Regions from separate parts of the Mus musculus genome. Here region 1 is linked to region 2. A link is a loop called in an ENCODE intact Hi-C map of the cell type or tissue named here. Cell type or tissue: heart. All regions are shown on one strand. Each heading gives the region's core, and the rest is flanking DNA. Links, peaks and the distances in the headings are about the cores only. Region 1 overlaps Csk (c-src tyrosine kinase). Region 2 holds the start of Fam219b (family with sequence similarity 219, member B).

What was found. Peaks named below come from ENCODE experiments on the same cell type or tissue, not always from the same donor. Only the 100,000 strongest peaks of a DNase experiment are listed, where the experiment ranks them.
Region 1: it touches region 2 in a loop (2.3-fold over the local background); 2 of 42 quality-filtered maps call a loop at or near these places.

What each region holds. Positions count from the first base shown.
Region 1 is chr9:57,621,817-57,637,248 of GRCm38, reverse strand. Csk (c-src tyrosine kinase) reads left to right here. Exons shown (of 13, transcript NM_007783.3): 2 at 5,806-5,882; 3 at 6,241-6,354; 4 at 6,457-6,569; 5 at 6,862-7,081; 6 at 7,896-7,989; 7 at 8,183-8,248; 8 at 8,329-8,428; 9 at 8,506-8,596; 10 at 8,999-9,072; 11 at 9,176-9,371; 12 at 9,446-9,532; 13 at 9,746-10,603. The coding sequence starts at 5,868. The coding sequence ends at 9,928. Among named protein-coding and RNA genes, the nearest start is that of Lman1l, 8.8 kb to the right of the region's middle. In heart, for the core only: a CTCF peak has its summit at 3,384; DNase peaks (open chromatin) are centred at 3,548, 7,818, 8,288, 8,478 and 2 weaker places.
Region 2 is chr9:57,533,158-57,548,589 of GRCm38, reverse strand. It overlaps Fam219b (family with sequence similarity 219, member B), which reads right to left and starts at 11,062. Exons shown (of 5, transcript NM_001166364.1): 1 at 10,756-11,062; 2 at 10,479-10,566; 3 at 9,702-9,779; 4 at 9,296-9,344; 5 at 5,403-7,935. The coding sequence starts at 10,969. The coding sequence ends at 7,771. Mpi (mannose phosphate isomerase) reads left to right here. Exons shown (of 8, transcript NM_025837.2): 5 at 1-62; 6 at 2,023-2,196; 7 at 3,187-3,395; 8 at 3,652-4,322. The coding sequence ends at 3,870. In heart, for the core only: a CTCF peak has its summit at 7,067 (motif pointing left); a DNase peak (open chromatin) is centred at 11,079; H3K4me3 peaks cover 1,827 bases; H3K27ac peaks cover 1,301 bases.

The DNA.
Region 1 (15,432 bases), core at 2,976-10,975, 89 kb before region 2:
TAAAAGAAAGCCAAGAGCTGAGGATGTCGCTGTGTCGGAAGTGTTTGGTCAGCCTGAAGTCCTGGGTTCAGTCTCCAGCCGTAGATAAGCTAGGTATGATGGCAGATAGCAGAGTCACTCATTGGAAGCCTTCCTTTGCTACACAGTGAGTTAGAGGTTAGCCTGGACTGCACGAGTCTCAATGTATATATCAAAAGAGGACAAAATAGGAAATACAGAATAACAGAGTTTTCCTTTAATTTGATCCCATCCCAGAGGCAACTTCTATTATTTATCTGGTTTTTTAAGGTGTATTTATTTTATTTTATGTGTGTTTTGCTTGCATATGTATGTGCATCATGTACATGCCTAGTATCAGTGGCGTTCAGTAAAGGGTGTCGGATTCCCTGGAAGTGAAGTTACAGACATTTACGAGCTGTCATATGTGTGCTAAGAACTGAACCCAGGGTCTCTATAAGAGTAACAGTTGCTCTTAACTGCTGAGCCATCTCTCCAGCCTTCTCTGTGTCTCTCAAAGATTCCCTAGACATCTCTAAGCTCAGGAATGTGTATTTGCTTTCTCTAAAACACAACTTGTGAGCTAGGGAGATGCTCTGCTGGCAAAGGTGCCTGCCACCGAGCTTGACTACCTCAGGTTGATCGCTAGGACCCACACGCAGAAGGCGAGAACCAACTTCCACAAGTTACCCTCTGGCTTTCAAATGTACACTGGGGCACACATCCACATGCATATAAATTAAATAAAATGTAATAAAAGATGCTAACCCACACAATTTATACCTGGGTGTGGTGGTGCTTGCCAGTAACCCTGTCCTGGAGGCTGAGGATGGAATTTGAAATCAGTCTGGACTATATAACCAGAACCTGTATCAAAAATCCAAAACCAGCCGGGCATGGGGCGCACACCTTTAGTCCCAGCACTCAGGAAGCAGAGGCAGGTGGATTTCTGAGTTCAAGGCCAGCCTGGTCTACAAAGCGAGTTCCAGGACAGCCAGGGCTACACAGAGAAACCATATCTCAAAAAAACCAAAAAAAAAAAAAAAAAAATCCAAAACCAGGGCTGGAGAGATGGCTCAGCGGTTAAGAGCACTGACTGCTCTTCGAAGGTTGTGAGTTCAAATCCCAGCAACCACATGATGGCTCACAACCATCTGTAATGAGAACTGACGCCCTTTTCTGGAGTGTCTGAAGACAGCTACAGGGAGCAAGCCGGGGCCAGAGCAATAAGAAAAAGTGTCTGAAGACAGCTACAATGTACTTACATATAATAAATAAATAAATCTTTAAAAAAATCCAAAACTAGCTGGGCATGGTGGCACACGTCTTTAATCCCAGCACTTGGGAGGCAGCAGCAGAAGCAGTAGTAGTAGTTGTTAGACACTTGTAGATCCTTTGCGTATATTTATGTGATCTTAACATTTTCCCACATTTACATTGCCTCTTTTTATTTTTGTTATAATGTGTGTGTGCGTATGTGCCCGTGTACATCACACACAGTGTGTGTCATTTGGGGGTCAGAGAACAACTATGAGGAGTTGGGTCTCTCCTTCCAGGGGTGAGACTCAGGTTGTCAGGCTTGACCACAAGTGCCATTGTATTGCCGGGCGTGGGATGGGGATCAGAACGGAGTTCCTCATGTGCCTCACAGTTTGCTTTACTGACCTGTTATCCGTACATACATGGCTGCATGCAGGGCTTGCTGGATTGCTAGTCACAGGCATCAGATGCCTTACTCTGGAGAGTTTGGTCTTTAAGTTTGGTGAGTGTGTGTGCCCATGTGCACTTGTGTGTGGATATGCCTGTGTGCACATGAGTGTAAAAGCCAGAGGGAAACCTTGGGTGTCATTCCTTAGGAACTGTTCATCTTGTTCTTGGGATGGGGTCTCTCACTGCAACCTGGGACTCGATAGGTAGGTTAGGCAGGCGAACTAACAAGTTCTAGAACCCCTGTTCCTGCCTTCCAGCACTGTATGACAGGCACATGCCACCGACACTCAGATTCATTTGGGTGCTTGGGACCAAATTTGGGTCTTCACAGCAAACATTTTACCTGCTGATCTAGCTCTTCAGTTGGTTGGTTGGTTGGTTTCATTTTTGATTTTTGAAACAGGGTTTCTCTGTGTAGCCCTGGCTGTCCTGGAACTCATTCTGTAGACCAGGCTGGCCTCGAACTCAGAAATCTGCCTGCCTCTGCCTCCCGAGTGCTGGGATTAAAGGCGTGCGCCACCACGCCTGGTGGTTTCACTGTGTAGTTAGTTCAGTGTGGCTTCAAGTGTGTACTCTCTCCAATCTCTTGCCACCTATTCTATTTTGCTTTCTGCTTGTATAGGAGGCTGTACCCTAGGCAGCATAAAAATGCCTTGGATGAAGGGAAAGGACAGGTAAGTAGTCAGAGTGCAGGTGTCTGAGAACAGGTGTGAGAAAGGGGGACAGAAACAGTGCTTGAAGTCAGCAAATATAGGGAGCTCCCGGATTCCCCAGAGGTCATAGGGCCAGGGCCAGGATACAGAGTTACTCCCAGAACAGTGGTCCTGCATTGCCTTCCTAGAGCGCCTTGGTCATTCAAGTGACCCCACAAAGGACTTTCTGTGCCTACTCACTGGCTAGTTGGAAGGTGGCTTTCAATAAGCAGTCTCTTTAAGCCACGCTGGCTATCAGCATCAGACTTTGCTGGAGAGACCATAAGGCAAGGCATCTTGCTCAGCCATCCTAGCCTGGTGACCTCACATGATTGACAGGTTAGAGGATGTCTGGTAAGGCATGTAGTGACCCAGGTGTCACAGCAGCTGGCTTCTCACCTAGCTGTTGTGTACATGAAGAATAAGAGCCTCAGAAGGCACTGCTATGGATGGAGTCAGGGAGGTTCAACTCTCCTGGATCCGGTGGCTGAGCAGTCTTCCCCTCTGGCAGCATCCCCTGACCACTGCTGCCTTGTCCCATCCTCTCCCCATATCCTTACCTACATGTCTGCTCTTTGCCCTGTCCATCCAGATAGACCACGGTCCCTGAGGGTATGCGAGATATGGAAGGCAGAGGCCACCAGGTAGGCAGAGAGTCCTGGCCAAGGAGCTCAGGAGTCTGAGGCAGGACATGACATCTCACTGGAGCTGTGGCCTCAGGCACGGCCTCACAGTACTCTGGGCTTTACTTGGGGCCTTCATCTGTAAAATGGGGTTGGTAATAATAGCCCCTCTGTTTCTCAGTCATTAGGATTGGACGAGCCATGAAGTGCCAAGGATAAGGCCTGACACTGAGTAAGTACTCAGAAAACAGGGCCTGTGATTAGCTTTATTATTATCATCAAGGCAGCAGGGAGGTGGCACGGCAGCTGCAGGCCAGGAAGGAGTGTTTGCAAACTGACAGCTGGAAGGGTGACTAACTGTGCCCAGCCTCCGCTGCCTCCTGTGGTGGCAGCAGTGAGTTCTGAATTTGGGGAGGGAGGAGGAGGTGTGGCAAGCTGTTGAGCTAATAGGATTTCCATAGGAGGACCCTAAGGTTGGGGCTCAACCAATGGCGGTGGGACCCTAGCTCAGGCTTTGTGACTTTGGGCAACTACTTGGACCTTAGTTTTCACTTGTATGAAACAGGGAAGGAGGCTCACAGCTCTTGCATGGCATCCACAGGGCCCAGGAAGTGGCTTTCATGCTCATGCTGGCTCCATCATGGAAATACTGGGTGTGAGGGGGTGGGGCCTATTCCACTCTCTCTGGGCGTCAGTCTAGACAACAGCTTGATAGCCTTGCTTGCTTCTGGCTGCAAGAAGGACTGTTCTGAAGGGGACAGGAGACATGTCAGGCCCTTCCAACTCTGAAGTCTCATTCTGTTCCCTCCAGTCTCCTTGCAGGGGTTCACTGTTCTCCGTTTCCGGGAGAGGGGATGTGAGGCCCACAGGGCTCATTTGTTCTCTCTGAGGTGGCATGTTGATAAAGCCAGGTTCAAGGCCCAGATCTGATCAGAACCAGGGATCTTGCTTAGGAGTTCCTTTCCCCACACCCTCTACCCTTGCTTCTGCTGGACTCGGGAGTGCGTGCTTCTGTTATCACCCTCAGGGCCCAACCATGGCTCTTTACGGTGCCATGGGAGGCTCCTTGCTACCCTGCAGTGTTCATGCCAGGGCCACCAGAACCCTTCTCATGCAGCAGACAGACAAGGGTGCTGGTTCTGCCTTATTTCATCAGCTTCTACCCAGACCAGTTCGTTCATTCATTCATTGATTCATTCATTTTATGTGTGTTGGAGTTTTGTGTGCATGTGTCTGTGTGAGGGTGTCAGATCCCCTGGAAGTACAGTTACAGACAGTTTGAGCTTCCATGTGGGTGCTGGAAAGTGAACCCAGAGGCTCAGGAAGAGCAGCCAGTGCTCTTAACCATCTCAGCTAATATACTAAGCTTCTCTGTGTCACCTTTTCTGGTCATCTTCTTTTCAAACAAGGTTTTAACCACATAGCTTAGGCTGGCCTCCAACTAGCCATCCCTCTGCCTCACCCTCTTCCCTCTGCCTTTCTAACAAGTACCTTTCTGTACCAAATTGTATTTGCTTGATAGGTCATGGACTTAAAACATAGAGATCTGCACCTCGTCCTAGAGTTTTGAACCCAGACTCTTGAGCATTCTAGGCAACTACCGTCCACTAAGGTCCCTAGCTCCCACCCTCTATCTTTGAAGTCTTAAGGGCTCAGTTCCCATGCTTCCTGCACGTGTGTGTATGTGCAGTGTGCACGCACATGCCCATACACATGTTACAGCACTTACACTGAAAGTCGTCTTCCAGTGGTAGTATACATACATAATGGCCTAAGGCTAGACCTTCCAGTGGTAGTATACATACATAATGGCCTAAGGCTAGACCTCACCTATCCCATCTCAGGTAGGTCTGTCACCTAACCCTGTGATCACAGAGGGCCTTGGCTCTGTTTTCTCACCAGAAAGGAAACAGTAGGCCCAGCGCCTCTGTATCTTTCTGGGGTTATCTGAGGCCTGGGGCTGTATTTGAAACGATAGTGGTGACAACACACGTGTGTGCAGGCATGCTTATTGCTCTTGGGGAATCACTTTTACTAAAGTGCATGGACAGCTCTCAGGGTACAGCCAGCAAGTTGCTTTTGAACAAACCCTGTGAGGGAGCTCAGAGAGTCCCCATAACCAATAGCTGAAGTCCCCTCACACTCTGTCCGGTCCTTCCCCGAGTTTCATCCTTACAAGCCTGGGCTGGTTTGACTGATTTTGAGCTTGATGCAAAGGGAGCCCCAGTGCTCCTGCTTTCCTGGGCCTGGCTTCGTGGTTGATGAGTGGCTGAGTGGGTCGAGCCACTGCTGAACCGCACTCCCTTCTGTGCCACCTCCCTACCTTGGCTACTTCATTTTCAGCACTTGGGCAGTTCCTTGTCTGACCGGTCCTACAGAGCACACCACGGGAGAGCACCTTCCCCTCTCCTGGTAGACACGGGCTGTTTCCTATTGGGTGTGTACTGAGAAGGAAGCACAGACATTGTCTGTACAGAGGCCTCTAAACAAGCTTTCCTGGACCACATAGCACCTGCCCAATTTCAGAGTTTCCCTGGACTCCCTTCCCTGCCAATCTTCCAGGCCTCTTTGGTCCTTTGGTCATATCAGAGACAGGACTGATAGCCACCTCCCTGGGACTCTTAAGTCTATGTGTTTCTATCCTGAGGCTGGATAGAACAGCCCTGGACCCACACGTAGAAGCCTTGGCACCAAGGCCTGCAGCTTTAAGGAAGAAGCTGATGGTCACACGCAGAGGTGGGGTCATCTTCTCACTCTTCCTCAGCTCCGCTCTTCTCCCACAGCTCTCATGGTACCAAGTCACAGATCGGCCTTCCTGTAGCACGGGGACGCCAGACCGCAGAAGATGTCGGCAATACAGGTATCGTGGGGCTGCGGTGGGAACAGTAGGGAACAGATGAAGCAGTCCCACGTCCCGCCCTCCCCAGGCCGGACAGAGAGTAGGTACTTAGAGCAGCCCGTTCCAACCCATGCTCAACCCGCCCTCCCAGTCAAGACTGTGTGACGTAACACTAACTCCAGTGTGCTCTGTTGGGCATGGGGCCCCAGGGAGGGCTACAGAGGAATCTGAGCTGGAGGGGCCGGAGACTTCTTTAGAAAAGGGTATCTCCCCCAGGTTCATGGAAGTCAGCTAAGATGATTTGGTCTCAAGGGCATTCAGGCAGGTTGGTAGAGAAGGACCCTAGGCTGTACCCACACACCCTTCCCTTATCCTGCAGGCCGCCTGGCCATCCGGTACAGAATGTATTGCCAAGTACAACTTCCATGGCACTGCTGAGCAAGACCTTCCCTTCTGCAAAGGAGATGTGCTCACCATCGTGGCTGTCACCAAGGTACTCGATGCTTGTCCCATTCTCTCACCTCCAGGGGTTTCCTCTGGGTTTGGCTCCTCAGGAGGCAGGCCTCAGAGTGTGTCTGTGTTGTCCTCTCTCTAGGACCCCAACTGGTACAAAGCCAAAAACAAAGTGGGCCGTGAGGGCATCATCCCAGCCAACTATGTCCAGAAGCGTGAGGGTGTGAAGGCAGGCACCAAACTCAGCCTTATGCCGTGAGTACCTAGATGACAGAGGGCTCAGGCTCCTGGTCTGGGGGACAGAAAGGAAGTGGCCGTGGTCCTCCTGGAAAGGCATCAGAGCAAAGCAGCCCCGAGTGTGGGTGAGGGCTCTAGGGGTGGGACTAGAGGTTGGACCTCACAGACGGGGAATAGGAACCTAATGAAAGGAAAAAGGGTACAGGAAGATGACACCCTCAGATGCTTGGCTGATTGGGAATTCTGGGAAGGTGTACGCAGGAGGCTCCCGGGTCAGTACCCTTGTGATCCCCAACCTTGCCACCCACAGCTGGTTCCACGGCAAGATCACACGGGAGCAGGCCGAGCGGCTTCTTTACCCACCAGAGACAGGCCTGTTCCTCGTGCGGGAAAGCACCAACTACCCTGGAGACTACACACTGTGTGTGAGCTGTGAGGGCAAGGTGGAGCACTACCGCATCATGTATCATGCGAGCAAGCTGAGCATTGATGAGGAGGTGTACTTTGAGAACCTCATGCAGCTGGTGGAGGTGAGTGGGGTACATGCCTGCCTGGGGGTGATCCTGCCCTTTCTCACACACACACGCCTGAGTCTACCTGAGGGCATTTAGTACAGACCCAGACCCAGCTCACCTGGCAGTGACCCAGACACATTGACAGCTTCTTTGAGTCTTTGGTTCCTCACATGTGTGGAGCACCAGCTGTGTGAAAGAGCTTAGGTCTGTCCCCAAGCTGCCCCCAAGTGCCCACAAATAGGCTGGTATCCCCATTTTATAGATCAGGACACAAAGGTTCGGATCAGCGAAGATCCCCTCGTCTACGCATTGGAGGTGTCTGTCTGATCCAGACCTCACTTCCTCCAGCACTCAGAACCTCATGTCGGGATGTGTACATTGCCGTCAAGGTCCTGGAGGCAGGCACACAGGTCCTTGCTGCTTCCAACACCGGCTCCACCCGTTCCAGCCAGGCCATATCTGGCATCAAAGACCCATAGGTTCCTCTGAGCTCACTCTCATCTCTGGCCCGCCCTGTCCCTGAGTACACACCTGCTAGAGACTGGTATAGGGAACAGGGCAGGTTTTGCTATCTACCTTAAGATATTGGTGAGGCCCAAAGCAGTAGTGACAACTGGGGGTCCAGTAGCTGAGTGTGGCTGGGGTGATGTGGGAAATGGACAGGCATTCCCACCCTTCTGGAAATGAAGAAACCTCTCCACACAAAGCAGCTCAAGGCTGTGTGGACTAGCCTCTGCTGCCCCCTGGTGGTCAGACATGAGCAGTGCGTGAGTCAGTGAGAAATGGGGCCCAGTGGGTCTGGTTCTGAGAGCCTGCCCCACCTCTGCAGCACTACACCACAGATGCCGATGGACTCTGCACTCGCCTCATCAAACCAAAGGTCATGGAGGGCACCGTGGCGGCCCAGGATGAGTTCTACCGCAGTGAGTGCGCGCTGCACCCGACCTCCCACCTGCCCACTTCCCCTCACCTGGGCCCTCTGCCCTTACCCTAGAGGCTTGGAAACCCCAGACACCCACATCTAAAACTGTTTAGTCTGTGCCTGTCATCTCAAGTGCCTCAGATTAGCTGTTCACTTCACTTACACTCCGCCTCCCTCCCGGTCCCTGTCCCCAGGTGGCTGGGCACTGAACATGAAGGAACTGAAGCTGCTACAGACAATAGGGAAGGGGGAGTTTGGAGGTGAGTTGACGGAGCCCGGGAGAGGGGTTAGGTGGGGGGAGCCCTGGGAGTCCAGGAACTAGCCCCTGCCTCTCCTGCAGATGTGATGCTGGGGGATTACCGGGGCAACAAAGTTGCAGTCAAGTGCATCAAGAATGACGCAACTGCCCAGGCCTTCCTGGCTGAAGCCTCCGTCATGACGTGAGCTGGACTGCCTGGGTGGAGCACCGGGTGGGGGGTTGGCAGGCCGAACTCCTGACCACCCTGTCCTGCCACAGGCAACTTCGGCACAGCAACCTCGTCCAGCTGCTGGGTGTGATTGTGGAGGAGAAGGGTGGGCTCTACATCGTCACAGAGTACATGGCCAAGGTAGGTTCTCCTCAGCCTCACCCTGTTCCTCCCACAGCCCCTCCACTCTGCCTGGCCTGGCCAGTCGTTTATTGGCCAACTTTAAACAAGTCATGCGAGCCGGGCGTGGTGGCGCACGCCTTTAATCCCAGCACTCGGGAGGCAGAGGCAGGCGGATTTCTGAGTTTGAGGCCAGCCTGGTCTACAGAGTGAGTTCCAGGACAGCCAGAGCTACACAGAAACCCTGTCTCGAAAAACAAAACAAACAAACAAAAAACAAGTCATGCCAACCTTTTCAGACCTCCGTTTTCCCACCCATAAGTGGCCCAAAGATTGTGGGGTTGAATGGTATGAACACTCTATCACTAGTGTTCTGGCTCCTCCCTGCTCACCCCCTCCTGTCCCTTTCTGTCCCACCCGCAGGGGAGTTTGGTGGACTATCTTCGATCACGTGGTCGTTCGGTGCTAGGTGGAGACTGTCTCCTCAAATTCTCATTGTGAGTAGTGCAACCTGGGTGGGGGTAAGAACTTGAAGGAGCCCCCTGCCCTGCTATGAGTGGGAGTCCCCGTCTGAGGGACATGTGGCTGTCCTGCCCTCAGAGACGTCTGTGAAGCCATGGAGTACCTGGAGGGTAACAATTTTGTGCACCGGGACTTGGCTGCCCGGAATGTGCTGGTGTCTGAAGACAACGTGGCCAAAGTCAGTGACTTTGGCCTCACTAAGGAAGCCTCCAGCACTCAGGACACAGGCAAGCTGCCAGTCAAATGGACAGCGCCTGAAGCCTTGAGAGAGAAGGTGAGCGAGGGTCCTGGAACCACCCCTCTAGAGCTCCCTAGGACCCAATGCTGATTCTCTTCTCCACATGGCAGAAATTTTCCACCAAGTCTGATGTGTGGAGTTTCGGAATCCTTCTCTGGGAAATCTATTCCTTCGGGCGAGTGCCTTACCCAAGAATTGTGAGTATGGGTCTGGAGGCCAGTGTGTGGCTGAAGCCGAGGGAGGGTGGGGCGGCAAGAGCATCCCACGGGAACCGCCTGTCTGTCTGGAGCCTGGGCCTCTGGTCTGTCCTGAGTAGCCTCCAGGCCATTCCCTGACTTCTTAGAGAGGGGCTTCTGGGTAGGGCTCCCTCTGTAAGACGCTGAGCTGACTCACACACCATCTGCTCACAGCCCCTGAAGGACGTCGTCCCTCGGGTGGAAAAGGGCTATAAGATGGACGCTCCGGATGGCTGCCCGCCCGCAGTCTACGAGGTGATGAAGAACTGCTGGCACCTGGATGCTGCCACACGGCCCACGTTTTTGCAGCTTCGGGAACAGCTCGAGCACATCAAGACCCATGAGCTGCACCTGTGACCTCTGCCTCCGCCAAGGCCATGGGCCGGCAGGGACAGGGCCTCGGAGATTACAGATCTGGTGCCCTGCTGCTTGCTGGGCCTGAACTTGAACTGAGCCCCAGCCGGCTGGTAGGCCTCTTGCCTCTGACCTGCCTGTCCCTTCTGGCCCCCAGGGACCCCACCTAGGCCTGGCATCTTCTCTCATGGACCCACCTATAGGGCTTGGGGTGCCCACTGAAGGGGCTGAGGAGAGGAGGCCAAGGAACAGGAGGAGTGCCGTGCAGCTGGCCTCCTCAAGGCCCCACCATTCGCCTTCTTAGAGTTTTATTCCTTTCCTTTTTTGAGATTTTTTTCCGTGTGTTTATTTTTTATTATTTTTCAACATAAGGAGAAAGAAAGTACCCAGCAAATGGGCATTTTACAAGAAGTACGAATCTTATTTTTCCTGTCCTGCCCCTGGGGGTGGGGAGGAATCAGCCTCTCTCTAGGGACCCATCACCCCAGCCCGTCCCCCATCCCGTGTTCCATGTCCAGTGTTGCCTCGGTCGCCTGTGTTTGCGCTTGACCATGTTGCGCTGTTTGCATGTGCCCAAGGCAGGCGTCTGTCGGGGGCTTGGATTTCATGTGCTGTGGCCGCTCACCCACACCGCCTTGTGAGATGGAATCAATAAACCACTCCATGAGGACACCGCCACCCAGCCTCGGCGCTTCCTCCGCCGAGCCTGCCTGTCTGCCCAGTCGTCTTCCCATGCCATCTTGTCCATCCCCCTGTCTCTGTGAGTGGGGCTGAGAGGGAAGCATGGCCAGGAGATGTAACCGCCTCTTTGTGTCAGCTGCACGAGCCAGTGTCCTGTGTCTGCCCGTGGGGAAGTGCTCACCGCTGTCCATCTCTGCCAGCTACTACCCGAGCCTGAGCTCCTGGGCTGCCTCGGGCTCTGGGACCGGTCCTTGGTATGCTGCTGGGGATTCTGGCTGCTTCTGCCGTGTTGTCCAGGCCTGAAGCACAAAGAAGTGAAGTCCTGGCGTGGCCAGATGGGATGTGGCTCTGGGGTGAGAGCCCAGATAAACATGCCTCAGGCCACACTGACCTCAAGGGTGATGGGAAGGGGAGCCCCTGGGGCTTCTCACGTCTCATCTAACATGTGACAGCTTTGCTCTTCCCCACCCTACTGTGTGCCAAGCCCTGTGCCCTCTTGGGCTTTGCATGGAGCGAGGCACCTTTTGTCTGTCCCAGCTGGGACACACAGAGGGAGAATGAGGACCAGTCATGGGCTTTCCTCCCCCCAGGTTGTCCAGGGCCTGCAGAGCCGCAGTGGGTAGGAGAGCCTTGATTCATTGAGATGAGTGGGGAGGTTCCCCTTGTCCCGTTGTGCTCTGGCCTGAAGCTCGTCTTCTGTCTACCTCCACAGGCCCACTGTGCCCCAGCCCCTCCCAAAGCAATGCCTCCCCACAAAGCCACCTTCTGCACATACTTCAGGCTAATTGTTATGAGTCAGTCAACTGCAAATGGTCGAATACCTGCTGTGTGTAGACTCTGCCGGATGATTCAGACATGGAGCGGAGTAGACTGGAATCCATGGTTAAGGGGACAGTCACACAATGACAGGCTCTCTTGTTGTGAAGGAATGCCTAACACAAGAGTATTGTCTATAGATCAAGAAGCAGCATTTGGGCTGAGTTCAGGATTGGGTGCGAGCACGAGTGGGGCTTGTATCCCCCGCCCCCCTGGACAGGAGACCTAGGCAGGGAAACTTGTCGAAGAGCTCTGAGAAAGTGGGTGAAGATGACTCTTTACAGATGGACATTGCTGAGAGATAGGAGATGGGGCTGGGGAGGGAAGGTTGTAGCCTGCATGTGGTTTTTATCAGGCCAGGGGCTCTTGGAATCCAGGAACACGTTTGAAGCAGCAGAGACATGCCAGGTCATAGAGTTTTAAAGTGATTCCCCCTGGGTGTGTGTGAGGCAAATAAGAATAAGGATGGTGGGGGCAGATGGACTCTAGGGAGATTAAAGGGGCAACATCGGAACTTAGTCATGGGGTCAGCGTGCACCACATGAAGGAAAGGGAGGAGCCAGACACCTCTGCCTTCTCTGGTGGGTTGTGTGTGAGGAAAACGACAGCTGGTCACCTGCCGAGGAGAGACGGACACAGGAACTGCTGAGGGCACACTGAGTTGTGTGTCTTGGGAACTGCCGAGAGGTAGGGAATTTTTGGAACCCAGGCTGGAGAAGGAAGTTGAGAGATGCCAGTGAGTGGATTGAACCTGATGGGTGAACATCCTATGGTAAGGGGCACAAGATGAACCCTGAGGGCGTCTTAGGACATCCGGAAGAGGAAGCCCCTGCCAAGCCAGCCCTCAGGAAGCTGAAGCAGGTAAGGTTATGCGTTAGAAGCCAACCTGGGCTACTGACTGACAGCCTGTCTTTAAATAATCAAAACTGCCTGTGCAAGACATAGAGGAGAAGCCTGAGGTGGAGCAGAGAGTGAGCCAGTGTCACCGAGGCCCAGAGAGCCCTGTGGGGAAGCCATGGGGGCCTGCCTCGAAGAAGGCACTGGGACGAGACTGTTGTTGGTTTCATCCCCAGTCTGAGGAAACTGGCCTCAGGGTAGCATCTGTGTTCCGCCAGGCCCATTCCAGGAAAATGGGTCCGTAACTGGAAGACGGGAGTAGAGGGAGTAGGAGGTCAGAGGCTCGTGCAGATTCCACTGTCCGAGGGAAGGACACTGGCCCATGGATCATGTCCAGGTCCTGAGGGGAAAACAAGCTATTGAACAGGCGTGGTAGGGATGGGTGGTAGAGCCAGCCTTGGAGTTGACCTCTGACACTGCAACGGAGGGAGGCACACACTGGAGCCTTGGTAAATGTTTGATGACCAAATTGAAACCAGATAGACACCACTGAAACCCTAGCACCTTTCAGGTGAGAAGGCACCCGGGCCATCTTGGCTACATACAGAGTTCTAGGCCAGCCAGGACTACAAGGTGAGACCCTTTTAAGAAAAGTGTCATAATAGCTTCAGGTTGGGCTCCTTGGGTCTGTTAAGCCATGTGAGGCCCAGGGCCTGCTTTCTCAGATTTTCCTGCTTCCAAACCATACCATACCTCTCAGCTTTGAACACATCAGTCAACCTCGCTGCCCATGGGCCCTTCTTTGACAAGAGACACCCTCCACACGCATACCCCATCTCTGCCCCTTTTCCTGAGTGCCTGGTAAGTGGCACATCCTGCTGCCTTTGCACTATTGGCTGGCTGCTGCTGGCAGAAGGTGACACCCAGCAGGACTTCTGGGTACCAAGTAGTACCGTATTAGGGGTACCTTCTAGGTTAGGAATTATGTCATACTCATTTACAACAACCCAGCAGCCACACAGATGGTTGGAGGAGAGGAGAAATGCACGCACAAAGAGAAGTAAAATCTGGGGCTGGGGCGTAGCTGGCAGTGTTTGCCTATCATGCACGAAGCTCTGGGGTTGATTCCTTGTAGTGCAGAGTCTGGGCATGGAGTCACCGGCACCTGAAAACTGGGCACAGGAGACTCTGCAATGGAAGTTCATCCTCAGCTGCAAATTGATCAGAGGCGGGGCGGGGCGGGGCGGGGCGGGGCGGGGCTGGGCTGGGCTGGTGGGTTAGAGCTCAGTTAAGAGCTCTTGCCTAGCATATGTGAGGTCCTGGGTTCAATCTCCAGCACTTGTTCCAGATACAAAAACACTTCAAAAAAAAAAAAACAAAAAACAAAAAATAAAAACGGAAAGGAAAGGAAGCTAGAGGCAGGAGACAAGAGACGGGAGAGAAACTGAAGGACAGTCTCAGGTGAGACGAGACTGGAGGGCTCAGCCTCCTGTGCCCGCTTTGCCTTAGGGTCCTGGGAGCTGGGCCTGCTCCTCCATGAGGCTTTATTGCTGGCTTCTAACAGGATGGCTGGGAGTAGCTGGGGAGGAGTTCAAGTTCCCTCCAGCCAATCTTCTGTGAAGCCAGGAGGTGGTGTGATTCAGGTATCAGTAAATGCTACAGCGAAGCTCCTATCCACTTTCAGGAGTATGGGTCGGGTCATTGACAGGAGGAAGAACGACTCAAATGCTGCTGTATCAACACATGGATGATGGTTCACAAAAGCCTGAGCCCTGGAGCTTGCTGCACAACTTGAAAGAAACTCCACCAGATCGGTGTCTTCCAGGCAGCTTCACCAGTCTGAACCTTCTCAACAGTTAACCCTTATAACCTTGAGGGCTCTTATATATCGGTCAGTTTCAGGGACTTCCTGAGTTCTCTGGATTGTGTATTTCCTGCGTCTCAATGAGCCTACCTCTAGAACTGGCAACTTAAAGAGCCTTCCCTCAGAATTTCCTGAGTCTTCAGAATTATTTACTAAGTTTCAATGACCTTCCATCAGGGTGGTTTGTTAGAACTCCAAGGAGATGAAGGAGATGATTCACAATACCTTGCTTGGATAGAGGTCCAAGTCAGGAAACAGCTGTAGGAGAACCCCAACCCTCCCACCCCAAACCCGAAGAATAGAATGGAGTGTAGCTCAGTGGTAGGGCTCCCTGGGTTGGATCTCCAGCATGAAAGAATAGAAAGCCGCAGACAAGCTGAGGATGTAGCTCAGTCGGGGAGTGCCTAGAATGAAGTCCTAGGCTTGATCCTCCACACCACATAAAACTGATGAAGAACCAGGCAGGAGAGACAGAACGAAGAGACAGATGGGTCTCTAAGTTTGAGACCAGCCTGGTGTAGGTACTACATGCCAGGCCAGCCAGGGCTACAAAGTGACATCTTGTTTGAAAACAACAGGTTTTTTTTTTAACAGCTGTAAGCTGGGCCTGGTGGTGTGAACACCTTTAATTCCAGCACTCAGGAGGCAGAGGTAGGCAGACCTCTGAATTCTGAATAGCCTGGTCTATAGAGTGAGTTCTAGGATAGACAGGGCTACACAAAAAATACTGTTTCAAAACATAAATTAAAAAAAAAAAAACCCAAGTTGACAAATGCTGTAATTTAGACCTTGGCACAAACAAGGTAAGACCTTGAAGGTCATCAGTAGCATCATAGGAAGTCGTAGGCCAACTTGGGTGACATGAGACCTTGCTTTAAAAAGGCAGAAGATGTAATGAACCCTCAACTGTCCATTTGGACAGTTACCATCCCAGGTCTGGCCTGCATTGTCTGTACCACCGGCTTGTCCTAGGCTCTGGGACAGTTGAGAACAAATCCCAGACATATGAATTCATCCATAAAGCTTTAATGTGTTTCTCCTAAGTACTTAAAAACCATAACTCAGCCGGGCGTTGTGGCGCACGCCTTTAATCCCAGCACTCGGGAGGCAGAGGCAGGCAGATTTCTGAGTTCGAGGCCAGCCTGGTCTACAAAGTGAGCTCCAAGACAGCCAGGGCTATACAGAGAAACCCTGTCTCAAAAAAACAAAAACAAAAACAAAAAAAAACCCATAACTCAAGTACCATATCACACCTAAAAATCAAACCATAATTCTTTGCTGTCATCGACCCATTGCTCCAGTTTCCCCA
Region 2 (15,432 bases), core at 3,182-11,181:
GAGTGAGAAGAAGGTGGTGGTGGAGCAGCTTAACCTGTTGGTGAAACGGATCTCCCAGCAAGGTGGGTGTGGCAGGGGCCTGGGTGGGTACGCTGCCTAAGCCTGGGCTCCCAACACCAGGCTGGGATGAGGCATGGAGACAGGATTGCTGGCCCTTTTCACCAAGCAGGACACTAAAAGGGGCCAAACTTAGATGGTCCTAAGATCGGCAGCTACCGTTTCTTTCCCAGTCTTGGTGGAGTTGCGGCCCCAGGGTGAATGCTTCTTCTAGACTGGTTTCCTTGAGGTGGTTGGAAGCAGACTGGCCTAGAGGATGGATTCTAGCAGGGCCCTCTCTCCAGGTGTTCCCAGATTCCTCCCAACTCTCCGGCTGCTTGCCGTGGGGCAGACTTGCATTTGGGGGGCTAGGGAGCAGGAAGCACACCCTTCGCTAGAGGACGCAAGCCTTGTGCTCTGAACCATCAACCTCTTCCTTAAAGATGTCTGACCTTGTGCTAACAGAGTTCAGGAAACGACCAAGGCGGGTGTGGTTGAGTCTCTGTTGTCCTGCAGAGTCAACGAACACAGTGAGACTCCTGGCAGAGTCTCAGCCAGGAGCTTACATGGCAGCTCCTCGATGTAGCCTTAGCTCCTTGCCCGACTGGCCAGCTCCTTCTCCAGGCAGCCCCAGAACCCTCTTGCGGTTCAGTCTTTGCCTAAGTCGGCTGTGTGACTTTGGTGTTACAGCCATTTTCTCTCACCTGTGCATGCCCCCTCGTTCCGTGTCGCGGTTCCGAGTATCTTACCTGCTTGCATACTATTAGAGAACCTTGGCCTGCGCTCGGTTCTGACATCCAAGTATGCAGGGACTCCTTACCACCATGTGTTCACTTGCTCAAACCGGGGAATCTCCAGGCCAGAGACTTCATGTTCCTCCCAGTGTTAGCTGAGTAGGCACTGAGCAAGTATCTATGTGAAGACCAAAGACCGAAACCACCCTCCCACTTGGAACGAACACTGCTTTCTTTATTGTGGGTCCTGCACATTCTGAATACACTCCTCCCTTATCTGCGTGTTCCAGGAAACTCAGCTCACCCTGCTCCTGCCCTCCCAAGACGCCTCCCTCCTCCCTCTGGCCCAGGCTGAGCGCCTCTTCTCTTGGTCAGTTTCCAGGGCACATTTTGGCCCATAGCATGTTGTGCCCTGTGCTTTCTGGGGTAGGCAACCATCCCAGTTTGCTAAGATGGACAGACTTCCTGAGACATGGGAGGGAGCTGAAGTGCTAACAAAGGGGAAGTCCTTGGTTAGTAGGGAATTTGACACTCTCCATGAAGCTTTCGGGTTACCTCCCTGTCTGTAATAGATTTTGAGCTTAAGAGCAATAAGTGGTCCCTAATTGGGAGACTGTTTTTGGGCAATTGTCTGGAGACAATGTTTTTTGTCAAAATCTAAACAGATGCTAGTGGTATATGTGTTTTAAATATTTTTTCATATAATTTTCCCCCATACCTCTCTTTGAGAGAAAGTTTCTTGTATCCAAGGCTGGCCTCAAACATGTTATATAGGCACGAATGGCCTTACTGTTCTGACACTCCTCCCTCCATCTTCCGGGTGCTGGGATTACAGGCATGTGCCACCATCCCTGTTTTTTTGTGGGGCAGAGGATCAAACCTAGGGTTTCATGCATGTTGGGCAAGCACTCTACCAACTAAGGTACGTCCCTAGCCTGTATCATTTGAGAAAGGGTCATACTCAGCAGTCCAATCTGTCTACCTCTCACTCACGGTGAGCCTTCTGCCTTGGTGCTAGGATTATAGCTGTGTACCACAATGCCCAGCTGTTGTAGCCAGGCCAGACCTGTGCATGGTTGAGGTGAGAGATGATATTTTTGTGCAAAGATGAGGGATGAGGGATGTTTAAGAGAGGCCCCGTCTAAGAGCTGCATTTGTCAGGTAGGGACTGTTCACCAAGGCTCCCTTGTCAGGGTAAAGCTGTGGATACCATGTGTGTCTTAGTGGCCTTGGGATGCTCTGTGACCCTCAGTATTTGACGGAAACAATATGGAGGACATTTATGGGAAGCTCTTGCTGCAGCTGCACCAACAGCACCCAGGTGATATCGGATGTTTCGCCATCTACTTCCTGAACCTGCTCACCTTGAAGCCTGGGGAAGCCATGTTTCTGGATGCCAACGTACCCCATGCCTACCTGAAGGGAGGTGAGCCCATTTTAGTAGTAAGCCCCAGGGCCACCCACCTTGGACCTTGTTTGTTCATATGGCTGAAAGAGAGAGGTTGGTGACCTCGGGGTGACTGAGCCAGTATGGATGGTAGTAGCTGCCAGCTGGGCGGTAGATACTGCTCACAATCTGCCACTAGCTACAAGTTCTGATGTTAAGCTCCTTTGATGAGTGTGGAAATCTGAGGCAAGCCACACTGGACAAAGCTGCTGTTCTCACTTGTGACTGCATACCAATGCTACCTGCCTGGAGAGATTTTTACACTAAAATATGGGTGATGCAACAAAAGGATGCTCTTTGTGTGTGAATGCAGGTGCACATGGACCAAAGGATGTGCAAGGAGCTCAGGAGCCTGGGGGTTGGAGGTTCATCCTTATTCCACTTGGTTTGAGGGTCTCTTTTGTTTTGATTTTGTTTCTTTTTATGGGTTTTGGTTTGTTTTTTCACCACATACTCCTGTCTAGCTGGCAGTGAACTTGCAGAGAGTCTCTTGTCTCCCCGGAGGACTGCCGAGATTACCACCATTGTGTTACACACTGGCATTAATGTGGGGTCTTGGCATTTGACCTCAGGTGCTCATGCTTGCATTTTTGCCCAGGGAGCCTCCCTTTTTATTGCTGTTCTTGTTTTAAGACAGGGTCTCCACTCTGTAGCCCAGGCCGGCCTCAAATGTGTGGCACCCCCTCCCCCCTTCAGCCTGTGAGTGCAGTGATTATAGACTTGAACCACCATGTCTGACTGGATGTCCCGTTTGACTGTTTGCAGGATTCTGTTGCAGAAGTCTTGCTAATGCAGGGGCTAACATAATTTGGGGCCTAATACCTTCACATATTTTCTTACAATGCTATTCACACATTTTAACCCAATTCATAGGCACTCACATGGCCTAAGCTAGGAGGCTCAGCCCTAGAGAGCCAACTTCCATGGCGTACTTCACCATCTTATTACATGACATTTCTCTGTCTCTAGACTGCGTGGAATGCATGGCATGTTCGGACAATACCGTGCGTGCTGGCCTGACACCCAAATTCATTGATGTGCCAACCCTGTGTGAAATGCTCAACTACACACCTAGCCCCAGCAACAACAGGCTGTTTGCCCCAGCACAGAGTCAAGATGACCCCTATCTCTCTATCTATGATCCTCCTGTGCCAGACTTCACTGTTATGAAGATGGAGGTAAGTAGGTGGACCAGGAAGGTTCCCTGGGTAGCATGTGAAGCTTACATGGGGATACCTGGGGCTGGATTTCCTGTCAAGCCCACTTAGTCGGGGCAGCCACAGAGCCCATCTGTCTCTCTGCCAGGGACCAGATGTGGGCCTTCGTAGTGCCAAGAGCTTGAATAATGGGAAAGGAGGCAGCAAAGCCCCCAAGGTGGTCTAGAACCCAGGAGTAGAGTGCAAATTATACTATTCTATCACTTCTTTCTGACAGGTCCCTAGCTCTGTCACTGAATACAAAGTCTCAACACTAGACTCTGCCAGCATCCTTCTGATGGTCCAAGGGACAGTGACAGCTATCATACCTTCAGCCCATGCAGAAATCCCTCTGTACCGTGGTGGAGTGCTCTTCATTGCAGCCAATGAGAGTGTCTTACTGAAGATTACTGTGCCCAAGGATCTGCTGATATTCCGGGCCTGCTGTCTGCTGTAGAGACTAGTTCTTAGTCTCTCTGCCTACCACTGTATCCTGGCCAGCTCCATATTTCAGGTGTAGCCCAATCCCTGTCCCTGTTGTGCACTCTTTGAATGTATACTGGATTAGAAGCAGTAAATTTGGCATTAGTAACTCCAGGAGCATGCCCAGGCTGGACCATCTTCAGGACAAGGTTTCTGTATGCATGAAGCCTGAGGCCTGCCACTCTTCTGTACCCTCTCAACACTGTTACCTCTGAGCCAGTGTGTCCACCAAAGAGGCAACCACTCTGCCCTAGCTGAGGTGTTAGGCTAACAAAGCATGCATCCCCCAGCATTAGCTCAGCATGCTCTCAGCTGCAGAGAAGGGAAGGGAAGGGAAGGGAAGGAAGGGAAGGGGTAGGCCAGTGGACTAATGAAGCGTATTCCCTCTAGCTCCGTCAAAGTAATTAAAGATCACTTGTGTTGAGGATACAGAGTGAAGAGCAGTCAGCCTTTGGTATGCCTGTCCCTGATGTGGGAGGAAGGAGCTCTCTGATGATGTCCAGGTTTGGTTTGAATTCTTCATACAGCTTCGTGGGGGTGGGCAGGCTGGATTCCAGAATGCTTTTACAGGAAGGGGTGGGAGAGGAAGCCAGCTCCAGCCTCAGTTGGACAGCTTGCAGGGAGGCCTTCTGCTCCTGTAGTTGACTTTTTCTGAGACTGTCTTCATGTTCCAAAGGTTGGCTTTGGAGCTCTGCTTCTGCTTCCTAATGGCCCCTGGTGTTTGCACATGGTATGTATGTGCACATGGTATGTATGTGCACATGGCATGTATGTGCACATGGCATGTATGTGCACATACATGCACCTGCGTGTTACTCCTCAAGAACCATCACCTTTTTTTGAGACAGGGTCTCTCACTGGTGCCTGGAACTCACCAGTTCAGCTAGACTGACTAACTAGCAGGTCTCAGTGGTCCTTCATCTTGACCTCCTCAGAACTGGGATTACAGGTGTGTGCCACTACTTTTGGCTTCTTATTTGGGTGCTTGGGGTGAGGGCTCAGGGATTTGAACTCAGGTCCTCATACTTGCATGGTAAGCACTTTAACAACTGAGCCATCTTCGTAGCCCCTTTATGTATTGTTGAGGTTATCAGACAGCTCAGGCTAGTGCTATGTATTGGGGGCTGGAGACACAATTCAGCAGTTAAAAAGTACTTGCTGTCTTTGCAGAGTACCCAGGTTTCATTCCCAGTTCCCATGTGGTGGCTCACAATTGTAACTCCAGTTCTAAGAGATTTGACGCCTGTTCTGACTTCTATGGACTCTTGCACCTGCATACATGTAGTACACACACACTTAAGTGTACCCCCCCCCCCCACATAAGATTAAAAAACCAAAGCTGGCTTTTAATCCCAGCACTTGGGAGGCAGAGGTAGGTGGATCTCTTAAATTTGAGGTCAGCCTGGTCTAAGTTTGAGTGAGTTCCAGGATAGCTAAGGTTACACAGAAAAACTGTATCAAACCAACCAAACCAAACCAAGCCACCCACTGCAGCACAGTACAGCTCACTACCAGGACTGCATTTATTATAACAGACTATGAAAGTGCAAGGCAAGAAAGAGGACTGAGGGGCAGTGTAAACAAACGTGGGGGAGGCACAGGCACTCCTGAGGAGGCTCAGACGCCCTCCTTCCCAGGGACAGCCTCCCGCAGAACACCCAGCCCTTGGAATTAAGGCAGTTAGGGTGTGAGCACCTCTGTGCCTTTATTGGTGTTATTTTTGTCTGTCCCCTAACAGCTGCCCATTTCTATCCCTCCTAGCTGGACACTACTGAGCTTTTTCCACAAGTAATGCTTTTCCACACGAGGCCACCTAGCTCGACAACTTTCCTTCCAGGGACAGTTCTAGCCAAGTACAACTACCCCAGAGAGTGTGGTTTCTTGGGCACTGCCCACCCCCAGGAGCTGCCAAATGTCCAGGCTACTCTGTTTTAACCAAACAGAAATAGAACTCCACACTTAAGTTCCACAAGCCCTTGTGGCCTCACTGAGCCCTACCACCAAGTCTTTCTCTACTCTGTACTATCTCTGTTCCCTCTGCACATGAGGACTCCACCTCTGCAGAGCCCTAGAAGCCTGGATATGGTCTGTGTTCCTTCCCTGCAGGCCATACATAAAGTGCTCAGAATGAGATCCTTGCACAGAGTTGCAGACTCCCACTGTAGAGCCCAGGCAGCATCTATGACCCAACCCAAGAACCAAGTAGATGTGCCTCTGGCTTCTGTCCCATCTTCCTTCTTGTGATGCTGCCAAGCAGTCGAGTAAAAAGCCCCTAGACATAGTATACTCTTTTCAGCCTTCCACAGCCTGAGAGCAACAACAAAACCCCCTGCTAGGCACTGGCAACAATCATGAGAACAGATTTGTGGCCAAGTAATAGGGAAAGCCTTATCTTTTGATCTTACCTTTTTTGCTACTACCTATGAAAGGACATAGCAGGCATATCATTTCTCCTAAGCCTCCAGTAATCACTGGACGGACAGTCACATGTGGTGCCCAACCCCTAACTCTGACTATTGCCGCCCCTTATGCTGGGAACCGTATCTACCCCAAGCCTCACCACACACCTGGGTAAGATAAAGCAAAGAGGCCAGGCAGTGGTGGCGCACGCCTTTAATCCCAGCACTTGGGAGGCAGGGGCAGGTGGATTTCTGAGTTCAAGGTCAGCCTGGTCTACAGAGTAAGTTCCAGGACAGCCAGGGGGCTACACAGAGAAACCCTGTCTCGAAAAACCAAAAAAAAAAAAAAAACCCCAAAGAGGAGGACCCGGGCAGAGGGGGACTGGGAAAACTAGATTCCAGGAAGAGGCTTAGTACTGAGTCTCAGGCTTGGGGCTTAGCTGTGTTCTCCCAGAGGCTTTTTTTTTTGTTTTGTTTTGTGCATCAGCCCTAGCCTTGCACAGGCTAGGCAAGTGCTCTACCAGCCTGTGAGCCCTGTGCTGGGGAGAGAAATGTGCCTTGTTAGAGGGAAGGCCTCCTTGCACTGCAGATTCATCAACTCAAGTGGGGTCCAGGAGCTGGCTTAAGTCTCCCCTTCCCATCCTGTCTAAACATTTCCATGTAGGCCAGAGTCACACAGCTACACCAGGACACCTCTCATCCATCAATACTTCTCAAAAGCTTACACAGCTAAACATAGGAAGGCACTAACTTCCCAGCAGCTCCCTCTGCTGGTAATAACAAAAACTGCAGATTCCTGCCAATCCAATTTTTACCTCAAAAAAAAAAAAAAAAGTCGGAGAAACTCTCCAATGCCAAGGAACTACAGATAAATAAACATATACAACAGAGCAGTTCTCTTGTAACAGGGGAAGGGCCAACAGAGTTACTAAGCCCATCCAGACAGCAGGGCCAGCAGAATGGTCCAAGTTCAGAGGTTCTGAAAGCCACAGGCCCACTCCATCATTAAGTTAGATTCCTTGCTGTAACCTAAGGAACAACCCACTTGGCGCTTCCCAGCTGTATTCTTTGAGATTCCTCCTGCAAGCCATAAAGTGCTGCTCTCTGCCTCTCACCATACCCCCAGCACAGCCTGAGTGAAGGAGTTCGTTCTTTCTTCTCCCTCCTCAGGAGGAGTCAGAATGTCTGTAAATGGTTTTCTTAGCAATCAGCATAAGAACCTCAGGAAGTTTCTCCTCCCTTATTAAAGTGGCTTCCTGAAACTGCCCCAGTGGGAACCTGCCGACTTCCACCTATCACCTATGACCCAGACGGGGGCCTCTGACATGAGAAGCACCAGGTGAGGGCTCCTGTAGGCCACTGGCCTCCCCAGAGGTCAATGCCTCCAGTGGTTCTAGGCTGGCGGTGATACCCAGTGCACTGAGTATCACTGTGAAGGGCCATTGGGGCCATCGGCCCATCCTGGAGGGCTATGGCTACTGGAGGGTACAGGAAGAATCCCCAAGGCAGCACCAGCAGCAAGAACACGCGGAAGAAGCAATAGGCTTAGGAGGAATGAGGTCCAGGTCCTCATCATCTGGAATCTCATCCAGGTGATATCCATCCTGCAGCAGCTGCCGGCTCACATCCTGGTTCACCTGCTAAAGGAAGAGGACAGAAGTGTAAAACAGGATGCGAGGCATACAGAGCTGCTGCCTAAAGGCAGGTCCCTGCTCTACCTAGCCCCAGGCCTCTGCACATCCTGCATTACAGAAGGACGGCCCTTTCTGTGCAGTGTCTTTCCAGCAGTGAGGAACTCCCCAGAGGCTCACTGAGAACCAGCCAGGCTTCTCTTTAAAAATCTGTCACCCAGATATCCATATCAAGATTGAAGAATATGGGGCTGTCCTCTGTGGTGGTACATGCCTTTGATCCCAGCACTTGGGAGACAGGCAGGCAGTTCTGAGTTCAAGGCCAGCCTGATCTACAGAGCGAGTTCCAGGACAGCCAGGGCTATGTAGAGAGGAAGGTTGGCAACAGAAAACTAGGCTTGAGTATTAGAGGTATATGTGGAACAGTAGAAAGTGGTAGGGGGACAGCATTGCTGCTAGTTCCTTCTGTGCTGGCAGGGCTAGGTTCCTGCAAAGCCAGCCTGCTTTCACCAGGGTGCTGGTAGGCAGGACATCAATGATGCTAGGACATTTTTAGACTTGTGATTCTTGACAGAATTTCCTTAGTTTTTGACAATCTTAATGTCTTAGACATATAAGGAGGGTACAATGTGCAAGCTGTTTTCTCCTTTGCAAAACTGAGATTAACCAATGATTCCTAGGAGAATAAAGACGAGCTACCCAGTGCGGCCATGTCCCTAACTGCAGCTCATTTGTACTTGTACTGGCACATGGTACCATGCCTGGCTGAGAATTTTCTGTCCCTTTGGTTCTCGCTGGGACAATCACTCTAGAAAGATGTCCTAAAGACCAGCCTAGGAGGTGTGCTCATACTATTGCCAGAGATGGAACTGAAGAAAGCAAGCTCAGTGGAAGATGGGTGGGGGAGGGTTGAATGCTGACTCAGAGAAAAAAAGGGAAGCCTTGAATTACCTTTCAACACTGGAAGGCAAACCTATGACCAGTGGGTCCAGGCTGCAAGAAACAGAAGACCTGGAAACTACCCAAAGAGGGCAGCAAGCAATGTTTCTTAGATGTAGTGAGTGACCAATCACAAGAAGCATTCCAGCACAGTTTATAGACACTTAGCCGGAACTTAGAAAGAGGATTCCAAGATTATGGACTTGACATCACTTCTAGCTCTGAGGATATATAGTCTCCTGAATTTCAACAGCCATCCTAAGATGCCTGTCTCTCTTTGCTTAGGGAAGAGGGAATAGTGGAAGACTAGGGAGCAAAGTGGAATCTAGCACCGTGCTGTGCACACAGCAGGCAGCACAAACATTTTGGCAGTGGTGGGTGGTGACCTGCCTGCAGCCTGACCCTGCACAGATAGGCGCTCTGGACTTGCCTCTGCAGAGGAATACCCGGAGGAATATCTGGATTCCAGCTCCCCATCACTAGGAGAAGAGGAAGACAATCAGTTCAGGGGACATCTCTGTGGCACAGCTGCAAATGGCGAGGGCATGCAAGGGGGTCTGAAGGACTTGTGAAGCAAAGACTGCACACCAGAGAACTCAAGCCCAGAGTCCCAGTGAGCACCAATGGCTCCCGCAGGTGATTCTCGCTAAAAGTGCAAGCCCAATAGGACAGGAACACTTCCAGCCATGCTATCCCTGGAAGGGACAGCAGTCAAAAGAGAGCAGCCCTGGAGTGTACATGAAGGGCCTCGGGGGAGAAAGGCAGCAGGCAAGGGCATCAAGCACTCTGCTGATCTATTCAAGTCACTGCTGACTATTTCCAAGGAAAGCACTCACCTGTCAGAGTCGAGGGACACCAGGTTTTCATCTGGACTCTGGCTAAGAGCAGTGTAGCCCTTGTTAAACTTCACTGACCTGAGATGGGGCGGGGAAGAAAGCAGAGGCATTTCACAGGGAAGGCCAGAGCCCTGATCCCTATGCAGAAAGAACTGAGTGGACTATTCCAGACTTTCCTTCTACCCGGTCACAGTCACCACGAACTGCTGTTCTATGCAGTTGGCTCCGGCTTCTCGGATTCTTTTCTGGCCCACTCTACTGCACTGAAAGCTCCTAGGAAAGGCCCACCTCCCCATTTCAGGAACCAGGTAAAAAGCTGCATCTTTCCACCTTAGCCTGGGGATCCCAGGCAAGTCACATTTGAGTTTCAGCTATAAACAGCTGTGTGAGGTCTTATTCAGCTCTAAGAGGGTACCATTCTGCCTTTAAAAAACAAACAAAAAAAACTCCAAAAATACTGCACGGGCTCTCCATCTTCACTCCCGGGACTCCAGCAACCATCTCATCCTTTAATGCTATCCTATCTGTGCACTGATGCAACTCCCCTTTTACAAAGTCTATTTTATGACTTTTCTATTTTGCACAGTCTTTTAATAAAGAGTAGAGGTAGTTCCAGTTCTCACTCTCCCACCCAGCCCCATCCCTCCTAGTTCCCATTCTTAAGATACCAGCAAATAAGCTAGCTAGCTCAACCTTAAACAGTGCCCTGATTCCCAAACAGGAAGGGATAGGGCCTTTGAACGCTGCTGACAGAGGAAGTAAAAAGCCCAGTGAGACCTTTTCCCTGAAGAATCGGGTCGGTTCGTCAAGGCACCCAGCATGCCCTTTCTCCGCAGAACGGCCTTGGCATGGTCCCGGTGCTTCTCTGGAAGTCAAAGGGTCTTATGTCAGCCAGGTCTTCCCCATTCTGCTGCTTTTCGGACTGTCGGGGACAGGAGAGGGCTGCACCTAAACCCCCTCCACTCTGGGGACAAGATCACGGGGCTCTAGAGACCAACCCCAGGCCACAGCAACCCGCTCGGGCAGAGACCCTTATGCAGCCCACTGCACTCACTCAGCTTAGCCTGAATGGAAGGTGCGCGTGTCACCAAGTAGGGTCCCCGCTTCTCCATGGCGGGGGGCGGGCGTTCCCCGAGCCGGAGGCCCGCGCCGCCGCTCTGTCCGGAGGGCAGCCCCGCAGTTCCTGCCACGCTGTCGGGAGCCGCGCCAGGCTGAGACCCCTGGGTGGACATCCGCACCGCATGCCCGCGGAACTCCTCGGTCGCCATGACCGGTCCCGCCCCGCTCCGCCAGTGGCCAGACCGGCGCGGGGAAGAACGAATGACAAGACGTAACACGCCTTTAGAAAGATGGCGGCGCGCAGGCGCGGGTTTCCCTTGGCGCTTTCCGGCCGCCTGCTGCGGAGAGAGCATCAAGGTTCCGCCCTACCCGTCAGGAACTGGCCAGCCCAGGTCTTGCCTTTCAGGTACTCTGAGACCCGAAGTCTGTCTGAGCCTGTGGATGTGCAGGAAAGTCAGTTCAGTCTGTAGTCAAGTAAAATGACACATGGTAGGCTAGCGGGTTGTGCCGACCCAAGTCGCGTTGCAGGCCTCTTTCACCGCAGCCGGGGCTCCTTTAAGACCAATACAGGAGGGGTCGGGCTCATATGAAGGGGCTACAGGGCTCTTCTCTAGAAAACAGGCCTGGGAGGGTCAGGATTTACCCACGGCATCCTACACAAATGCCACCGGTTTTTGGTTTCTTGCCTGTCCGAGACCTTGGCAACAGCTGGCTCTTTTTTGTTTGTTTTTTGTTTTTTTCCGAGGCAGGTTTTCTCTGTGTAGCCCCCTGGCTGTCCTAGAACTCACTCTGTAGACCAGGCTGGCCTCGAACTCAGAAATCTGCCTGCCTCTGCCTCCCAAGTGCTGGGATTAAAGGCATACACCACAGCTGGCTCTCTTTAGGCATATTTCCACACTTAAATACAACCTTGGGGCTGGAATTATATAGCCCAGAGATAGACTTCTTGCCTGGCATGCAAAAGGCCTCCCTCCCTCCCTCTCCTTTTCCCTCTCTCTCTTTCCTCTTCTCTCCCTCCCTCTTTTGGTGGTAAAATGGGAAGTTAGGAATGATGGTGCACACCTGTAAGCTCAGGTCAAGGGAGGTGGAGGCCGAGTTCATGACAAGCCTGGGCTATAAGTCCTTGTCTTAAAAAAAAAAAAAAAAAAAAGAACGAAAGTCCTGCAGTAGCAAAAATAAATTGGACACCAGCAAGCAGGGTGAAAGTGCACTCTTGAGTCTATGTGGCAGGGTACAAGGCTGTGTCAAGACTCTTGACTCTGGCCCCCAAGGGATGTGCTTGTGTCTGGCTGGAAATAAGCTCCAGATCCTTGTAGAAACTGCCAAATATCGCGAGACTGTTCCATGGCTAACACATTGTCAAAGGGTAGGTCAATATTGTACAGCCGAAACCCAGGGACAAAAGAACAAAAAATGCTGCATAGGAGAAAAAGAAGCATTTGGGATCAGAGCTTTGGGAAAAAAAAAAAATCAGATTTGATAAAACCTATGCTATCTTGTGAATTCCACCCCAAACTATCTGCCGGACTCCTTTTATTTTTAGGCAGAATCTCGCTATGTAGCTCAGACTGGCCTTAAACTCACAATCCCCGAGCTTTGGTTTCCCAGGTACTGGAATTGCAGGTTTACACTACCATTCCCAGCTGTTGGAATTGCTTACTTCCAGAAACACACAACTCAGTTTATTGTTCAGCTGGGGAATACAGCTCAGTTGTTGAATGTTGCCTAACACACATGAAGCCGAGTTCATTTCCAAAATAAGTGAGACAATTTTGTTGGAGTAAGATCAGTATCCACAAGATCTGGCTAATCCACAAAACTCCAAGTCACCGGACTGAAGCTGGCCTGAGAAATCAGGTGAAAGAAATAATCAGATATGCCAAACCGGTTTCATCGGTGTGACAGCATAGCTCTCTATGCCTCAATAATAATAATAATAATAATAATAATAATAATAATAATAATTCTTCCCCCCCCCCCCAAGACAGGGTTTCTCTTTGTAGCCTGTGTTGTTCTGGAACACACTGTAGACCAGGCTGGCCTCAAACTCAGGAATCCACCTGCCTCTGCCTCCCAAGTGCTGAGATTAAAGGCCTGGGCCACCACTGCCTGGCTGCCGTAATTCTTTTGTAGAAAAAAATAACCAGAAGTTACCTGTATTGGTCAGTTTTGTTTCCTGTCTCCCTGCCCTAGGCTTCTAAGCAGAGCAAAGTAATCACCCAATCCATTCGTTTGTTTCTGCCCCTGTGTGGCCTATAAACAAACCTTCCAACTCTGCTCTTTGGAAACAATGAAAAACGAAGTTGCCTAATTTTAGGGGTGGGAGTGGAGGACCCAGGATGTACTTGGCAGTAAAACATTTTCGCCTTGGTGACAATCTTCACCCTCACTGTTAAGTTGTAATTTTGTCTCAAGAAAAGTGCTATTTGGTAGATAAGAGTTTAACACAGGTCTGAATCTAAACCCCATTTCCTACCTTACTGCTACATTCTACTGTTTGCCTTAACCTGGTAGGAAGATATGAAAAGCTACAAGATGTCTCAGCCAGAGGCATTTGCCACTATGCCAGACAAACCAAACCTGAGTTTGATTTACTTAGTGGAGAGAACTGAATCTTTTAAGTTGTTCCCCTGAACTCCACACACTCATTTAAACGAAATAAAAAAACTTGAGGGGGGGCCTACAATATGGCTGATATGGTGGCAAATACCTTCAATTCCAGCGCTCAGGAAGCAGAGCACGCAGATCTGAGTTTGAGGCCAGCCTGGTCTAGAACAGCCAGGGCCACACAGAGAAACCCTGACTTGAAATACAAAACAAAAAGCCAGGATCATGTCTCCTGAGAGGGATATAGTTAAAATTCCACATAGCACAGAGGGTTTTTTTGTTGCTGTCTGGCCCGGAACTATGTAGACCAGGCTGGCTTTGGACTTAGTGGTCCACATGGCTCTGTTTCTTGAGTGTGGAGCTAAACACAAGTGCCACCATGAGTGAACTGCAAGACACGCAGATTATAGGATGGACTGGACTATGCAAAAATATGAACTGTATTTTATACCTTTTTTTTTTTTTTTTTGCTAGATAACTTGTGTGCACAGGTGTGAAAGTCAGAGTAACTTTCACGATTTGGGCTCTCCTGTTGTGTAGCTGTGGAGACTGAACTCAGGTCATCCATCATGCTTCAGAGCGAGCACCCTCGCCCACTGAGCCATCTTGCTGGCCTGAAAGCATATATTCTTCAAAGTTGATTCAAAATATGTGGAGTTGGGAGGGAAAAAGTCAGGAGCTGGTGGTAGGTGGGAATGTATAAAACTACCCTACCCTACCTCAGCTAATGAATGGTCTGCAGCAGCAGTGCTCAACCTGTGGCTCACAACCCCTTAGGGAGGGGTGTATGTCAAAAGACCCTTTCATGTGGGTTGCCTAAGACCATCCAAAACCAGGTATTTACATTACAATTCATAACAGCAGCAACATTGCAGTTATTAAGTAGCAATGAAAGTAACTTCATGGTTGGGGGTGGGGGGATTCCTGCATCAGGAAGTCGAGAATACTGCTCTATAGTCTAAAGATGCCCTCTTCTAAACAAGTCAACCTTCAGCCTATTTTATACTCTAAGGACCTTCCCTGGGAAACCTCTCCCTTGCAGCTTCAAACTGGAAATCCTTCCCATTAGTTTCACTCTTGTTATGGTCCAACGGCTCGGTCTCCCTCCCTGCTTTCCTTCCTGTTTGTTGCTCTGTTGTCAGCGTTGGCATGTCTGGTACAGGAGGCATTCAATGTCTGTAGCATGAAGACCATTACAGCATCACCTTATACACAGTCTATTATACACCTGGTAGGTAGATATGAACTGTTTTCTCTTTGGCTCCATCCATGGCCGTGAGGAAACAGACTATTTTAATAAGTCTGCATTCTGTATTAAGAGCCTGGATGGGTGCGGGGCACACACCTATAATTCTAGCGCTGGGAAGTAGAGGCATGAGGGTTAGGAGAGCTTCGAGGAAACAAAAATCCTTTCTTCCTGCTCCAGTGGTAAAAAGACCAAACAGATGACAGTTAGGTAACCTTTAGGGTCTAGCATTAGCACCCTATCCTAATTCTTAAGGCTTTAACTAAAATGGCACTTCCTTTAATGCCTTTTATGTTCATAGTACCTGAATGTATGTTCACAGAACTTCTAAATTTGCTATATTAGGGAGGAGTTGTTTAATATTTCTTAATGTTTCTTCCTACAAACACAGAATTCTCTAAGAACAGGACATCAGCATGAGTCCCTGGGATGAGTCATCAAAATAATATCTGGAGGAACATGAAGAGTGTCTGGAGGAAACTAAAAAGCAACAGCATGGGTTTATTTTAAAATATTTTTTCTTCTTACTCCTCTTCCTCCTCCTCCTTCTTTTCTTCCTTTTTTTTTTTTTTTTTTTTTTTTGAGACAGGGTTTCTCTGTGTAGCCCTGACTGTCTGGAAATTGCTCTGTAGACCAGGCTGGCCTCAAACTCAGAGGTCTACCTGCCTCTTCTTTCCAAGTACTGGGACTAAAAGTGTGTGCCATCACCCCCTGGCCAATTCTTTTTTAACTTACTTATTTATTTTATGTATATGAGTACACTGTCGTTGTCTTCAGACACACCAGAAGATCCCATTACAGATGGTTGAGAGCCACCAT